Regions from separate parts of the Homo sapiens genome. Here region 2 is linked to region 1. Evidence: read pairs that join two places in POLR2A ChIA-PET (ENCODE). Cell type or tissue: Panc1. All regions are shown on one strand.

What was found. Peaks named below come from ENCODE experiments on the same cell type or tissue, not always from the same donor. Only the 100,000 strongest peaks of a DNase experiment are listed, where the experiment ranks them.
Region 2: POLR2A ChIA-PET joins it to region 1 with 10 read pairs; 2 of 35 experiments call an interaction of 5 or more read pairs at or near these places.

What each region holds. Positions count from the first base shown.
Region 1 is chr10:95,228,369-95,236,368 of GRCh38, reverse strand. It overlaps ACSM6 (acyl-CoA synthetase medium chain family member 6), which reads right to left. Exons shown (of 11, transcript NM_207321.3): 11 at 7,440-7,725. The coding sequence ends at 7,585. LOC107984257 (a long non-coding RNA gene) reads left to right here and starts at 7,591. Exons shown (of 10, transcript XR_007062253.1): 1 at 7,591-7,680; 2 at 7,939-8,000. RefSeq lists enhancers at 4,641-5,210, 5,043-5,337, 5,211-5,779, 6,919-7,488 and a silencer at 5,803-6,097. In Panc1, no CTCF peak of the experiment used is centred here; DNase peaks (open chromatin) are centred at 139 and 6,558; H3K4me3 peaks cover 361 bases; H3K27ac peaks cover 6,778 bases.
Region 2 is chr10:95,572,831-95,580,830 of GRCh38, reverse strand. No RefSeq gene overlaps it. Among named protein-coding and RNA genes, the nearest start is that of SORBS1, 15 kb to the right of the region's middle. In Panc1, no CTCF peak of the experiment used is centred here; no DNase peak of the experiment used is centred here.

The DNA.
Region 1 (8,000 bases):
TTTTTATTTTTTGGCAGTTAATGAGTTCTTACTTTAAACCCCATCTGTTTCTACGCTTATAAAAGTCAAGGTGGCTTAAACTATGCAATTCTTAGAAATCAACATAAAATGAAAAGTCTCTGAACCACAGCAGGTCTGACTCATTTACAAAGACATTAACAGTCATGATTTGGATTTTGATTGTAAGGAATAGATGAGTCATGGATACTTAGAACTTTCTCTAATCCCTCTCCTCAGATAATGTGCCAATCAAATGTCTGACATTTGTCAGTATTACTTCTTAGGTGTGGGTCTTTCATACAGATATCTTGCTTCCAGGGGAGGCCAAACACCAACAGCTTCAGGTGACCATTATTACTATTCAATATAGCCTGTATGAGGAGTTCATTTCCTGACTGAATGAAACAGAATGTCAGCATTACCACCCCTAAGTGCCAGTTGTGTTATGTGGCAAAGAAGCCCTTCCCTTTTGCCCCCAGTATTTGGCACATACAAATATTTACTGCTCTGCCGGGCGTGGTGGCCCATGCCTGTAATCCCAGCACTTTGGGAGGCTGAAGTGGGTGGATCACTTGAGGTAAGGAGTTTCAGACCAGCCTGGCCAACATGGTGAAACCCTGTCTCTACTAAAAATACAAAAGTTCGCTGGGCATAGTGGTGCATGCCTGCAGTTCCAGCTACTCTGGAGGCTGAGGCAGGAGAATCACTTGAACCTGGGAGGTAGAGGTTGCAGTGAGCTGAGATTGTGTCACTGCACTCCAGCCTGGGTGACAGAGTGAGACTACGTCTCAAAAAAAAAAAAAAAAAAAAAAAAAAAAATTACTGCTGAGAGCAATTTGAGATTTGGCCTATTTTTTGTGCTTCATGCCTACCATATTTATCTGATTGTTTCTCTTTCATGCTTCCTCTAAAATGAAAAGATTGGAAGGAACAGTCTAACTCTGTAGCCATCTTTAATTACTAAGCTTTCAGAAAATTTCTTGAAGAGGAAAAACTCAGCCAGAGTCATGCAGACTGTGATCAAGCTGTTTTCTCTGACTTGGTATGCTCTTCCTGCACCCCTTGATTACTTTTAACATTTAATAAATTTCTGTTGTCTTTCGAGATTGAGCCACCTCCTCCTCCAGACAGGCTTCCTGACTGCCCAGCATGACTTGGATGCCACTCTCCTATGCTTCCATACCCAGGGGACACCTTCTTGGCATGCATCACACAAGACACTAATCACTCATCTCGTGAAAGGAAAGAAGCCTTGCATGAGAGCTGATCCTTTGTCTTTTTCAGCCTTTTCTCCTCGGCACTCAGCTCAGTACCTTGCTAGTGGCAGATAGTCCACAAGCTTGGTAAATCTGTAAATGGGTGATTGCTGCTTCATCGCTGTCCAATAGAAGTATGATGCAACGCATGAATGTAATTTAAAATTCTCTAGTAGCAATGTGAAAAGACAAAAAAAGCAGGTAAAATTAATTGTAATAATACCTTTTTTTTTTTTTGAGACAGAGTCTAGCTCTGTCGTCCAGGCTGGAGTGCAGTGGCACAATCTTGGCTCACTGCAACCTCCACCTCCCAGGTTCAAGCCATTCGCCTGCCTCAGTCTCCCAAGTAGCTGGGATTACAGGCGCGCACCACCATGCCTAGCTAATTTTTGTATTTTTAGTAGAGAAGGGGTTTCACTGTGTTGGCCAGGCTGGTCTCGAACTCCTGACCTTGTGATCCACTCACCTCGGCCTCCCAAAGTGCTGGGATTACAAGTGTGAGCCACCACGCCCGGCCAGTAATACTTTCTTTTTTATATTTTTTGAGACAAGGTCTTGCTCTGTCACCCAGGCTGGAGTGCAGTGGCACAATCATGGCTTCCTCGACCTCCTGGTCTCAAGTGATCTTCCCACCTCAGTCCCCTGAGTAGTTGGGACTACAGGCACAAGTCGCCGTGCCTGGCTAATTTTTATATTTTTTAATAGAGGTGGGGTTTTGCTATGTTGTCCAGGGTGATCTTGAGCTCCTGGGCTCAAGCGATCAGCCCACCTCAGCCTCCCAGAGTGCTGACATTACAGGTGTGAGCCACCGTGCCCGGCCAATAATACATTTTATATAATACTATATATCCAAAGTATTATCATTTCAACATTTGTCACAAGCCACATTTCAAGTGCTCAGTAGACACATGGGGGTAGTGGCTACTGTATTGGACAACACAACTTTAAACACACCTTAAAACAAAGACATCTTGGATTTCTGTTTCCCTTCAAGGCTGCCAGCTTTGATCTGGCCCAGAGCAGAAAAGTGATCTGCAGCAGGTGCAGGCTATAGTGGAAGTGGCTCTGTGCTTGGTTCATGTGATCTAGGAGACCCTATGATGTCAGAGTTTTCAAGATGGTACACCAGTGGGAGAATAAAAACCCAAGCCCCTTGGGTTCTAGAACAAGACTGCCATCTGCAGTACAGAACTTTATGCTTTTCATAAAATAACTCCTGGCATTCTTCCACAGCTTGGATAGAGACAAAGCCCCTGACCATGGGACATCAGGTGGCAGAACTGCCCATCATGATTTGGGTTCTCTCATTCTCATTAGGTCAGAAGGTCAGGCATCTTCCAGAGCAATCCCTCATGAGATGAGAGGAAGGCTTGAGCAGGGCTGAAGGAAATATGTGAGCTGTAGGGGCATGGAAGCCTGGATACTCATTCTTTCTACTGCTGTGCCCCTCCCTTAGCAATTCCCCATGGCTGATGGGGGATCCCGTATGAGCAGCAGATGGTGGAAGAGGAAGCCCAGACTTGATTCATGGATGAGTTGGCTAGGTATGTAAGGGCATGCTGAAATGGTGGCTGCACTGCTGTACTTCTTGAGCTGGCTTTGTAAGGAGAAAAGAAGTCCTCCCACTGGGCAGAGCTTCCGGTAGTATTCCTAATGATCTACTTTGTGTGGCAAAAGAAGTGGCTTCAGTATAAATGTGCCTGGACTTATGGACAGTGGTGAATGATGTGGTTGGCTGATCAGAGGGTAAAGATGAGAAGATCAGGACAAGGAGGTCTGGAGTAGAGGAATGTGGATAGACCTCTGTTAACCCTCATTAGAATAAACCATGGAAGAGACAGTAAGTGACCAGGTTGACAAAATGAATTAACCAATGGACATGAGCCAGCCTGTTGTTGGGCACCCCTGTGTTGGCGTAATGGGTGCGTGGGTGGGGTATCCATGATTGTCAGAGGCTCTACGTGGTTGCAGTAAGATGGGCTTCTATTTCAAGGCCAATCTAGCTATTGGCTGCCAAATGTTCAACCTTCCAGCAAGAATGACCAACTGAACAGTGCTATCTTTTGAAGACACCAGCTAAGCCACTTGGTGGCAAGCTGACTAGCTTGGATCCCTTCCATTTTGGAAAGTGCAGTGATTTATTTATTCAGTCAGGAATAGACCCATATAGGTATATTGGGTTTGCCTTTGCTGTCCACAGGGCCTCAAACACAACACTTTCTGAGGACACAAAGATCTTTAGATCCACTAGCGCAGGATCCCTCATGGCCTTGTGGGACCAAGGACCCATTTTACTGCAAAGGAGGCACAGCAGTGGGCACATGACCATGGAGTCCAGTGGATCTATCACAATCTGCACCACCCAGAAATGGCCAGCATAAAAGGGTGATGGTATGGCCTGTTGAAGACATAGTTGAAATGCCAGCTTATATACGACCCCTTGTGAGTGTAGAGTGCCATTTTCTAGAACATAGGAACACTCAATCGGTGAAATTTACTTAGTGCTGTGTCCCCAAGAGGTAGACGGTATGAGTACAGGAGCAAGGGGGACAGTAAGAGCATTCCTGCTCAGGATAACTCCTTGTGACCCACTTGGGGAATTAGTGCTCCCCACACGATTATCAATTATGAAAACAAAAACAATTAAAAAATTCTTCCAGCTGATTTTTTTTTTTAAAGCAGGCAGGAAAGAAGGCACCTAGACATCTTATCTAAAAATTTTTTTCCGTGTAAACTTATACGAAGGAATCTGGAGTGGGACTTCATGGGTTCAAATCCTGGCTCCACTTCTTGATCACTGTATGACATGGATAAGTCATGTAATCTCTCTGAACCTCAGTTTACTCATCTGTAGACAAATTAGTAATAACAGGAGATTCACAGCTCAGGTAGAACTCAAAGCACAGGGGTTGTCCCTGATAAACACACACAACTTTTGGCCAGGTGCAGCGGCTCACGCCTGTAATCCCAGCACTTTGGGAGGCCGAGGCAGGCGGATCACCTGAGGTCAGGAGTTCGAGACCAGCCTGGCCAACATGGGCAAACCCTGTCTCTACTTAAAAAAAAAAAAAAAAAAAAAAAGCCGGGCGTGGTGGCGGGCGCTTGTAATCCCAGCCAAGGCAGGGGAATTACTTGAACCCAGGAGGTGGAGGTTGCAGTGAGCTGATATTGCGCCATTACACTCCAGCCTGGGCGACAAAAGCGAGACTCAGTCTCAAAAAGCAAAAACAAAAAAACCACGCAACTTTTATATTTAGCCTTGATGAGTCCTGGAGGTACAATTTCTACCTGGTTAACTGGATACATCTCAACTCTTCCCGTGGTTTCGCCTCTTCCCCAGGCTCGCAGAGAAGACGTTGTCCTCGCAATATTTTTAAAAATACTATGCACCAGTCTGCAGGAAAAGGCGCAGGGGGCGGCGAGGCAACCTAGGCCTGCGTGCCTCTGGCTTTCCTTTTGGAGGAAGCTTTCATGCGCGTCCATGTGAAGAGACCACCAAACAGGCTTTGTGTGAGCAACATGGCTGTTTATTTCACCTGGGTGCAGGCGGGCTGAGTCCGAAAAGAGAGTCAGCGAAGGGAGATAAGGGTGGGGCCATTTTACAGGATTTGGGTAGGTAAAGGAAAATTACAATCAAAGGGGGTTGGTTCTCTGGTGGGCAGGAGTGGGGATCGCAAGGTGCTCAGTAGGGGTGCTTTTTGAGCCAGGATGAGCCAGGAAAAGGACTTTCACAAGGTAATGTCATCAGTTAAGGCAAGGACCGGCCATTTACACTTCTTTTGTGGTGGAATGTCATCAGTTAAGGTGGGGCAGGGCATATTCACTTCTTTTGTGATTCTTCAGTTACTTCAGGCCATCTGGGCTTTTACGTGCAAGTCACAGGGGATGCGATGGCTTGGCTTGGGCTCAGAGGCCTGACAGAAGCGCCCCCTTGGCGAGCACATGCGCGCCTCAAAGGGGATGGAGCTGCGCGTGCGCGGCAGAGTCACAATGGCAGCCAGATTCAGGTGCGGCCATTTGTGTGTCCCCGAGGTTCCTCGCGGGCCGGCATCCCACGCCGAGGGTGGTGGTGGCAGGCTTTCCAGAAAGGCAGCACACCAGGCTCAGCTCTGCTGGCGAGCAGGAGGCGACGGCAGAGGAAACTTCAACCCGATGAACTTCCTGGTTGCGGGGACATTTGCCTCCTCCTGCCACTCACCACCTCTGCTCTGGTCCCTCCCTCCAAGAATCCTCATAGCGTCCTCTCTCCCCACTCTCTCCCATCCCGCGTCTCCCATATTTGCCCCAGCTTGGCTCAGGGCCACAGTTCTGCACTCTTCAGCCGGCGGCGCCACCAGCAGTTGTTTCTACGCGGGAAATAGGGCAACAGCATCCCAGCACAGCTGAGTGCCCAAGGATGGTCAGCCGGGTAGGGCAAGAAGCTTCTTTCAGGGATTCTGATCTCACGGTACGAAGTGGAAAGAACTTTGAGGGTCAAAGGCGTAAACTGAGGGGCTAGTTTGGTTACGGGAACTTAAGATAAATGAATTAACCAGGGGACCCCCGTCCCCATTTTCTCCTCCTACACAGTCTTTAAAATCCAGAGAAGGCGGGGGTCGGGTGGGGGGATGGCCCGTTTTGACTGTTTGGAGTGGTGCAAACTCTTTTGTGACACCTGCTGTGAGAGCTGCTAGGGGGGCTTGGAAATCGCTGCTGCTTGACCACCCGCACACTTAATCCCAAGGGTGAGAGAAAATGCCTAACTTCCCAGGTGCAGCGGTGTTGGGCAAAGGAGGCATTCTTAAATTGGAAACAACCTCAGTCACCATTAACATAAGAATGGATAAATTCTGGGTGTATTCATACAATGGAATTCTGCATAGCAATGAAAAAGAATGGACTGTTGATCCATACAACAACATAAATGAATTGTCCAGACATTATTTTGTGAGAAGACAGACACAAAAGGGTGCAAACTGTATGATTCCATTTATATGAAATTCAGGAACAGGCAGATTTGACCTGCACTTTAGAAGTCAGAATAATTGCTACTTGTGGAGGAGGGTCTCAAAGTACAAATTGAGAGCAGTTAGAGGCAGAGGCAAGCACTTCGTTTACTGCTACTGCAACAAGGAGTGCTCAAAGGAGAGAGACTTCCTGAGCAAAATATAGTTGGGATTGTTTAATTGGGTCAAGGATCAGAGTGGAATAGTGGAGAGAAAGCAAGTTTGCTGACTCACGTCCCAGAAGCAGTGGCATGTAATAGCAATGAGTCCATAAAACCTAGATCTTGATTTCTATTTCTCAACATTCCTGTGATTTTTGTGGTCAGCAAGCTCTGAATCAGGATGACCCATGGTATCTACTTGCCACCATCTGCCCTTGGAATTTGTTGCTCCTTAGAATTTAGTCTCCTTTTCTCAGTCTCTGAAACTGTTATTAGGCATAGAAATTCGTCCAAAATTCATGAAAGAAGTACAGCTTTCACAGAGGTATGAGGACATGAGAGAGCCCAGGAGGCTAAAAATATCCTATATCTTGATCTAGACGGTTACAGGGGTGTGTATGTGTGTAGACATCCATTGGGCTATTTTTCATTCGCATCCGTGTGAAGAGACCACAAAACAGGCTTAGTATGAGCAACAAGGCTGTTTATTTCACCTGGGTGCAGGCGGGCTGAGTCCGAAAAGAGAGTCAGCGAAGGGAGATAGGGGTGGGGCCGTTTTATAGGATTTGGGTAGGTAAAGGAAAAAGGGGGGTTCTCTGGCGGGCAGGAATGGGGGTCACGAGGTGCTCAGTAGGGGAGCTTTTGAGCCAGGATGAGCCAGGAGAAGGAATTTCACAAGATAATGTCATCAGTTAGGGCAGGAACAGGCCATTTTCACTTCTTTTGTGGTAGAATGTCATTAGTTAAGGCAGGAACCGGCCATCTGGATGTGTACGTGCAGGTCACAGGGGATATGATGGCTTAGCTTGGGCTCAGAGGCCTGACAGTATTCATGTAAGATCTGTGTACTTATTGGTCGTGATAAACTAATTTAAAAAATGAATTTTTATATTTAATTGCACAGAAAAATATTTCTGTTACATTGTTGAGTGAAAAAGGCAAGTTACGCTAGAGCATTTCTCCCTGAACTCAATTCTACCAAAAAAAAAAGTTTATGTATAAGAAGAAAGAAGATTAGAAGAATATACTCCACAATATGAGATTATGGATGAGTTTTATTTTTTTATTTTTGGTTGTTTGCATTTTCTAAACTTTAGAAATATAATTCCTACGTATTGGAAGCAGTCCAGAGTCTTCTTCAAACTCCCACAGCCCCAGGCTCAATAGCAATAACCAAAGCATTCACAATCTCTGACCCAATGCATTGGCAACATCATCAACTCTACCAGACCACCAGAAGTAGCCGTCTTCATCCATGATCCCTCTGTCACCTGTGAGGTAAAGCATGTGGCCTCTTGCTGAAGCATATTCCTCCCAGCTCACCTGATAGAATGATGAATCCAGAAACCTACATTTACTTCCCTCTCACAATCATTTAGTGATATGAATTGAGCACTCTGGCTAGCCCCAGGGGAGACTGAGAAAAATAAGTCAGGATCCCCACTCTCCAGGGGATCTCACATAGAAAACTCAACAAACACGGAGAACTTTCCTTGGTCATTTCTCTTAACTTCAGCTTTTTTTTTTTTGTCCCAGCTAGAAACAAGAGTAATGATGGCACTTCACTCAGAGGTTTGTCCTGAGGCTTAAATGAGGCA
Region 2 (8,000 bases), 340 kb before region 1:
GGCTTTCTGAAAATGGATGAGCTGCTACATGCTGTAGAAGCTCCCCATCACCGAAAGTGTCCAAACCAAGGTCCCATCATTCATTCATTGATTCATTCATTCATTGATTCATTCATTCATTCCTACAAATTTTTGTGGAAGATCCACAATATGTTATCTCTGTTCTAGGGACTGGGGTACAAAAGGCAACAAGACAAGCACTCCTTCCTGGAGGTTTTAGTGGGGACAAACAAGGATAGAGACAAATAATTACACAAATTACTTGTAAACCATGACGTGTTCTATAAAGGAAATGAACAAGGGTCTGAGATAAGAAATAAGGGAGGGAACTGGAGTTGATCCTGTTGGTTGATGCTCTGCTGAGGTTTTCTTGAATCGCTTTTGCAGTTTTGATGTACTGGTTCCCCAGCTTCTGTGTGCTTTTATTTTTAAGGGCTGGGCACATACAGCTTTGTTCCAAGGGTAGCCCTTCAGCTACCAGAGCTCTTTGCTTACATGCACAGAAAGCCTCCTTAGCCAAGCACTCAGCTAGTCAGGTGAAGGCACGAAAGCCCAGCCCCATTATGTTTAGGAGGAACAAGTTCTGGCTGCAATTTATTCTGCAGTTTTCCTGAGGAATCAGGCTGAGGCTGGGTCTGGGCCTGAAATCCAGGCTTCCAGACTTTTCCTTGCCTGATGTATTCCACTTCCCTGTCCAGCTTTCCCTACTTTCTTACCAGTTTCTGCCTGGGGCTCTTTTTAAATAAAACACTTGCTCATGAATTTCTGTGTCAGGGTCTGCTTCTGGGAACCCAGCCTAGGATAGAGAGAGAGTCATGATCTGATTTACATTTTTAGAAAGTACCCTGGTTCCTGGGGAAGAATAGCCAGTAAGTCTATTAGGGACTAGCTGCCTATGTGTGGGGTGAAGGAGGCTTACTCTAGGAGAGTGCCAATGGTGCTAGCAGGAGAGGAGAGATCTAAGATCTTTTTTGAAGATAGAAACAAGGTTTGCTTGGGAGTGGCCGAAGGAAAGGGAGGAATCCAGGATATCCCCTAGATTAGACGAGGACATGTAGAGGTGTTTTCCACAGAAATCCCCTCATTGGTGGGAAGTAGAACTAGGTGACTTCAAAGGCCATGTATCCATTTGAAAATCCATCTGCAATGGCTGGATTCAGCAACCCAAAAAAAGGTAGGAGCTAGAGGTGGTTACACATGAGAACAAACATGAACACAGAGGACATACATATAGGCTGGCAGATAGCTTGCAAAAATCATTAAAGTTGCCCAAATTCCTTTTGAGTTATCTAATGGGGTGTTCCTATTTTCTGCTCCTACAGTGCCCCACCCACTTGAATCCAGGCATGCCTGCCTTGGTGAAATGTGCTGGGCTTTTCTCTAGGTGGGAGCGTCAGTGTGAGACTCATGCTGATCTTCTTGGCTTGGCTATCTTATGCTCTCAGTGACTACTTTTCTTTTCAAAAGAACAGGTGCTAAGCTTTATTATCACTATCATCATTATTATTGCTAGCATTTACCAAGCACTCACTAAGTGCCAAGTACTTTGCACATATAATCTCACTTAACCATCACAACAACTTTTATATTCCCCCTTCTGGGGTTGAGCCATCATGGCTTAGCCATTTGCCCAAAGCCAAATAGCCAGAGAGTGATTGAGTGGGGTTTTGAACCAGAAGTCCCATACTAGATCCCAAGTTCTCAACCAGTGTGATAAACTGACTAAAAAGAGTAAATGCTCTCAGAGGAGCCTGTGGACTTCCTCCATCTACATAAAACTCCAGCCCCTCATGGCTACTGGGCTTCAGGGCAGTAGTGCTGGGCTCTCACTTTCCCACCCTCCAGATTCTCTGAGCAGACACACCCACTGCCCACTGTCCCCACCCAGTCTGTCATCCCAGTTCTTCATAGCATCTGTCTTGCTCTGCTCCACAAAACAGGGCACCCTCTTACCACTCTGGTGTCTTTCTTAGTTCCTAGTGTACGGTACCAGCTCTTAAGGAGTCAGCACCCTGTGTGGCTTGAGAATTTCCTTAGAGGTGACTCCAAAGTGATTGTTGCAGGGCAAGTTGGATCCATTCCACCATGTTCATCAATACCTGCTTCATGTGTTTGGTAATGAGGGGAGAAGTGGTTGACAATGTCCTTGACTGCCGAGAACTCACACTTAATGTCAAACATGTCATACAGGTGACACATATCTAGAAAGGTATTTCCAGTAGCCTTATATCCCCCCTTCTCTGGAGACTTCAAGGGCCTTTTCTAGTTTAAGAGGGGATCCTCAAAGCCAGGAAAACTTCATGCCACAGGTGAAAGCCTAATAGTCTGAAAGTAAAGGATCGGTTAGCTCACTAATTTAATCCACATCGTGAAACATTCTTGTAGACTTTAAAAAAAAAAAAAGAAGAAAAATCCTGAATTACGTAGTTTCATACTATGTTGTTAAGTGGAAAAGAAAGGCAATATAATATTTTGCACACTATGATCCCATTTACATGAAAAAAGTAAATCGTGTGTATGGTTAATAGTGATTATCTTGAAATAGTGAAGTTTCTGATGATTTTTGTTTTCTTCATTGTGGTTGGCTTTCAATTTTTGATTTAAAAAATAAATGATTCAGGAGCCTATCTGAAAAGACACACTGTGTGATTCCAAGTATGTGACATTCTGGAAAAGGCAAAACTGGAGAAAGTGGAAAGATCAGTGGTTTCCAGGTGTTTGGGTGGAAGGAGGGATGAATAGGTGGCACACGGAGGATTTTTAGGGCAGTGAAACTACTCTGTATGACACTCTTATAGTGGATCTATGTCATTATACATTTGTCAAAATCCATAGAATGCATAATACAAAGAGTGAATCCTAATGAAAACTGTGGACTTTAGCTAATAATAAGGTATCAGTATTGGCTCATCGGTTGTAACAAATGACCCACAGTAATGCAAGATGGTAATAATAGAGGAAACTGTGAGGTGGGAATTTAAGAAGAAACTCCCTGTACTTTCTGCTCAACTTTTCTGTAAACCTAAAACTTCTCTAAAAAATGAATACTACTAATTTAAAAAATAATGATGTCTATATTTCAAACATGCAGAAAAATACAGACTATAAAGAACACATTTATTCATCACAGATTTAATACATTTTAAGGTTTTGCTATATTTGTTTTAAATCCTTTTAAAAGAAATAGCAGGCTGGGCGCAGTGGCTCACACCTGTCATCCCAGCATTTTGGGAAGCCAGGGTGGAGGATCTCTTGAACTCAGGAGTTCAAAACTAGCCTGGGCAACATGGCGAAACCCTGTCTCTACAAAAAATACAAAAATTAACCTGGCGTGGTGGTGCATGCCTGTAACCCCAGCTACTCAGGAAGCTGAGGTGGGAGGATGGCTTGAGACTAGCAGGCAGAGGTTGCAGTGAGCCAAGGTCATGCTACTGTACTCCAGCCTGAGAGATAGAGCCAGACCTTGTTTCAAAAAAAAAAAAAAAACCCAAAAAACAAATTATAGAAACAATCAAAGCTCCTTTATACTCCTCCTTAATTTCAACCTGTTTCCTCTTTCCCTGCAGAAAATTTTTCCCATACATTTTCTATACTTTTTTTTTTTTTTTTTTTTTTTTGAGACAGAGTCTCGCTCTGTCGCCCAGGCTGGAGTGCAGTGGCGCAATCTCGGCTTACCGCAAGCTCCACCTCCCAGGTTCATGCCATTCTCCTGCCTCAGCCTCCCAAGTAGCTAGGACTACAGGCGCCCGCCACCACGCCCGGCTAATATTTTTGTATTTTTAGTAGAGACAGGGTTTCACTGTGTTAGTCAGGATGGTCTCGATCTCCTGACCTCATGATCCGCCTGCCTTGGCTTTCCAAAGTGCTAGGATTACAGGCGTGAGCCACTGTGCAGGCCTCTATACTTTTTACATGTAAGTCAACATAAACAATGTATAATATTGTTTCAGATTTTTTTTTTTTTTTGAGATAGAGTTGCCATTTTGCCCAGGCTGGAGTGCAGTGGCACAATCATGGCTCACTGCAGCCTCTGTCTCTCAGGCTAAAGCAATCCTCCCACCTCAGCCTCTGGAGTAGCTGTGACTACACCAGCTAAATTTTATATTTTGGTAGAGACAGAGTTTTGCCATGTTGCCCAGGCTGATCTCAAACTCCTGGGCTCAAGCGATCCATAGGCCTTGGCCTTGAAAAGTGCTGGGACTACAGATGTGAGCCACTGCTTCTGGCATTAGAGCTTTTAACTTCTCAAAAATGACATTGAATTATATATTAATACCTGGCTCTGCAAATTACCTTTTTATTAACCTTATATTAACAATTATTTGTGTTGCTACATGAAGCTCTAGTTTATTCATTTTAACGGCTATATAGTATTCCATTTCATAAAAATACTACAGAAAAAGGTTTTAAAATAATGTTTTGTGGTTTTTTTTGTTACCTTCTTCCCCTGAAATACCACAGTAAAATAATGTTTTGGAATATATCTTAACAATATGAGGAAATATGATATTAAATGAAATAAACAAGATGTAGAATGTTATTTACAGTATGACACAAAACACATATATGCAAAGTAAAATACTATAACAACAAATTATAAAATGTTAGCAAGCAATGCTTTTTTTTTTTGAGACAGAGCTTTGCTTTTGTTGCCCAGACTGGAGTGCAATGGTGCGATCTCGGATCACTGCAACCTCTGCCTCCCAGATTCAAGTGATCCTCCTGCCTCAGCCTCGCGAGTAGCTGGGACTACTGGCGTGCACCACCACACTCGGCTAATTTTTTGGTATTTTTAGTAGAAACGGGGTTTCACCATGTTGGCCAGGCTGGTCTCGAACTCCTGACCTCAGGTGATCCAGTCACCTTGGGCTCCCAAAGTGTTAGGATTATAGGCATAAGCCACTGTGCCCGGCCACTTTTTTTTTTTTTTTTTTTTTTTTTTTTTTTTATACAGGGTCTTGCCCTGTTGCCCAGGCTATAGTGCAGGGCACTAGCATGGTTCACTGCAGCCTTGAACTCCTGGGCTGAAGAGATCCTTCCATCTCAGCCTCCTGAGTAGCTGAGGCTGCAGGTGCATGTCACCATGCCTGGCTATTTACTTTTATTTACTTCTATAGAGACAGACAGGGTCTCACTGTGCTGCCTGGGCTGGTCCTCAATGCCTGGCCTCAAGCCATCCTTCCACCTTGGCCTCTCAAAGTGCCGAGATTACAGGTATAAGCCACCATACCAGCAACAATGCTATTTTTGGATTGTGGGATTATAGACACTTTCCCATATTTCCTAAACCTTGTACAATGAATAAGCATTGATTTTATAATTTCTTAAAAGTTACAAATAAAAGCATGCAGTACTACTGAAACTGGAGTTTGAGCTATGTAATCTGTGAAATTATCACGTCCCTCTTCACCACCATTGGCAGAGCCCCTCCATAATCTCTAAATAGCCCCACCCTACTTCTGCCCAGGGGTCTCTCAGGGGCAGCAGCTGCCTCTACAGTTCCCATATCTCCCTGGTCTCTCTGTGGCACTTTGGGTTGGTTTTTCTGATGCCTGATACCCGCAGCACAATTGCAGGATTGGCTATAATTATGCCTGCAGTGATATTATGGGATTGGATATAAATATTCTTGCTACATGTGAACAGGGTTTATTTCTGTCCACAGTTTACCATCTGGTTGCAGCACACCCTTTTCTAGCTGGGACAGAGGGAGAAGAGCACTTTTCAATCCAGAGGTGAAACGGGAGTTGGATTAGAGGTTTTAAGTAATCAGCTTCTGAAAAATCATCTCAACATGTGTGATGCTGATGGGGCCATCGTGTCAGGAATCACAGGAAAGAGGCAGAAGTTCGTATCAGGTTTATATTGCACCTAACGTAGAGCGGACAGGCAAAGAGATCTCCATTTTTGTCCCTGCTCTGAGCTCGGCATAAAGCTCAGTCAGGCTGGCTCAGACCTTCCTAAGTCACAGTGCTCCTGTGGAGGTGACGCTCCCCTGTGCACAGAGGTATCCACATCTCAACCTTCTGTCTTGATCTCCCTCTCCAGGTCAAGTCCTACATTTTCTCCTGCCTGCTGGATAGTTCCATCTGCCCGCCCTGCTGTACCGTCAAACTAGATTCGGAATTATTTGTTCTTAGATGCCCAAACTAGTTCTTTCTCCTGACTTTGCTATTTCTCTTAACAGCAACACCATGGTCTTTGGTCACCTTCAGCTAGGACCTGGTATTCCAGCAGAAGGCAAGCCGTGCCACACCTTCCTTGATGAACTTAGTGGCTGATCTAGTAGAGTTCCTGGTTGTCAGTGATTAACAAATGCTTGTTGGATGAATGAATGAGTTGATGAATGAAATGTCTCTTCCTTTCCATTCCTCATCGTCACCTCCCTCATTCCAGCCCTTATTACTTCACACATGGACCATTGCAGCAACCTCTCAACTGGTTGTTCTGCCTCTGATCTTTCTCAGCTCCAGTTCCTCCTGCTCCTGCCACGAGGCAGGTTGTCCTTATGTATGACCTGCATCTCACCAGTTCCCTGTTTAAAAACCTTGGTGACTCCTCACCGGCTACCACATAAATTCAAAGTCATGAGCTTAGCTTTCAAAGCCACTGCACTCCAGCCCCAATTAATATCTCTAGCGTGTGACTAAAATTACTCACATTCCTGACCCTGTTTCTATTCTCACACATCTTTCACTTGACCATCTCTGTGGCTACGCTCAGGCCATTCTCTTAGTTTGAACTGATGTTGCCATTTCCATCTGTTCTCCAAACCTTCCCATCTTTCAGAACCCAGCTTACATTCCTTCCCTTCCACCAAGTTTGCTCAGGTTATCCCACCCCTGAATTCTTGGCCTAGGACTTACTGTCTATGCTATTGTTGGAAAATTAATCATGTTCTGCCTTGTGCCATGTTTAAATAAACTTATTGTTTATTCCTTGTTTTTGTTTTACCCTTTTCTATGCTTGTCTTAGTTTTCTAACTAGATCATACAATCCTTGCAGGGGAGACTGTGCTGTCTTAGGGACATTTTTGTTTGGGTGCTTTTGTGCTTTATCCATCCCCTCCTCCATGTCCATTTCCCACCGTGACGTGTGACCTGGACCAGACATTCATAGTACCCAATCCCCTTGTCACATTGATTATTCCAGGGATGACTCATCATGGTCCATGATCCCAACTCATCCAACCCTGGTCTTTTCCCAGTATTTGTCTCATTGAAGCTAGTGGGGAAAGACATCTCACCTCTGGGTTCCCAGAAGTGGAAAAGTATGAATCTGGGACCACCAAGTTCGCCTTCAAGTGGAAAAAGGTGGAGGTATCCTGGATTGCAGTAGGAGAGGATAGGGCCAACACCCAAAGAAAGGCAGTCAGAACTGAAAAGAGAGAGCTCTGACAATGGCTCTTGGATTGCTGGATCAGATTTTGCCTAAAGCTGGATTTACCCTTAACATTTTAATTACCAAGCCAGCAAATATCCTATAGAGGCTAATACACCTTACTGAATGAAAAAAAAGGGGGGGGGGCTTTTTAAGTTGATTACATATGTGCCATTTTATTACTTTATGTATTTTTATTAAAATTTTCTGAGGATAAGTGTGCTGTTAATAATTTTAGACAGTTTTGAGTGCAGAAAAGTTTAAAGAAAAAAACGATAATCATCCATATCCCCACCAGCCAAAGTTACTGCTGTCTACATTTGGCATGCTTTTTAAAATTTAATCCTTTTTTCTATGTATATTTTTTGTAAAGCAATGTCATTGTACTGTATGTTTGGTTTTATATTCTGCTTTTCTTTCTAATCACTATATTGTAAGTAGTTCAGCATTCACTGTTTTATAAACTAGTCTTCAAGTTGTTTATGTTTTTCTCTTAAAACTGTTTTTATTTTTTTTAACATTTGAAGAAGGGGCTAAGATGAGAGAGAGAGGGAGGGAGGGAGGGAGGGATTGAGGGAAAGATGAGACAGTTGCCAAGGAGAATACGTGAGAGAGAGAAA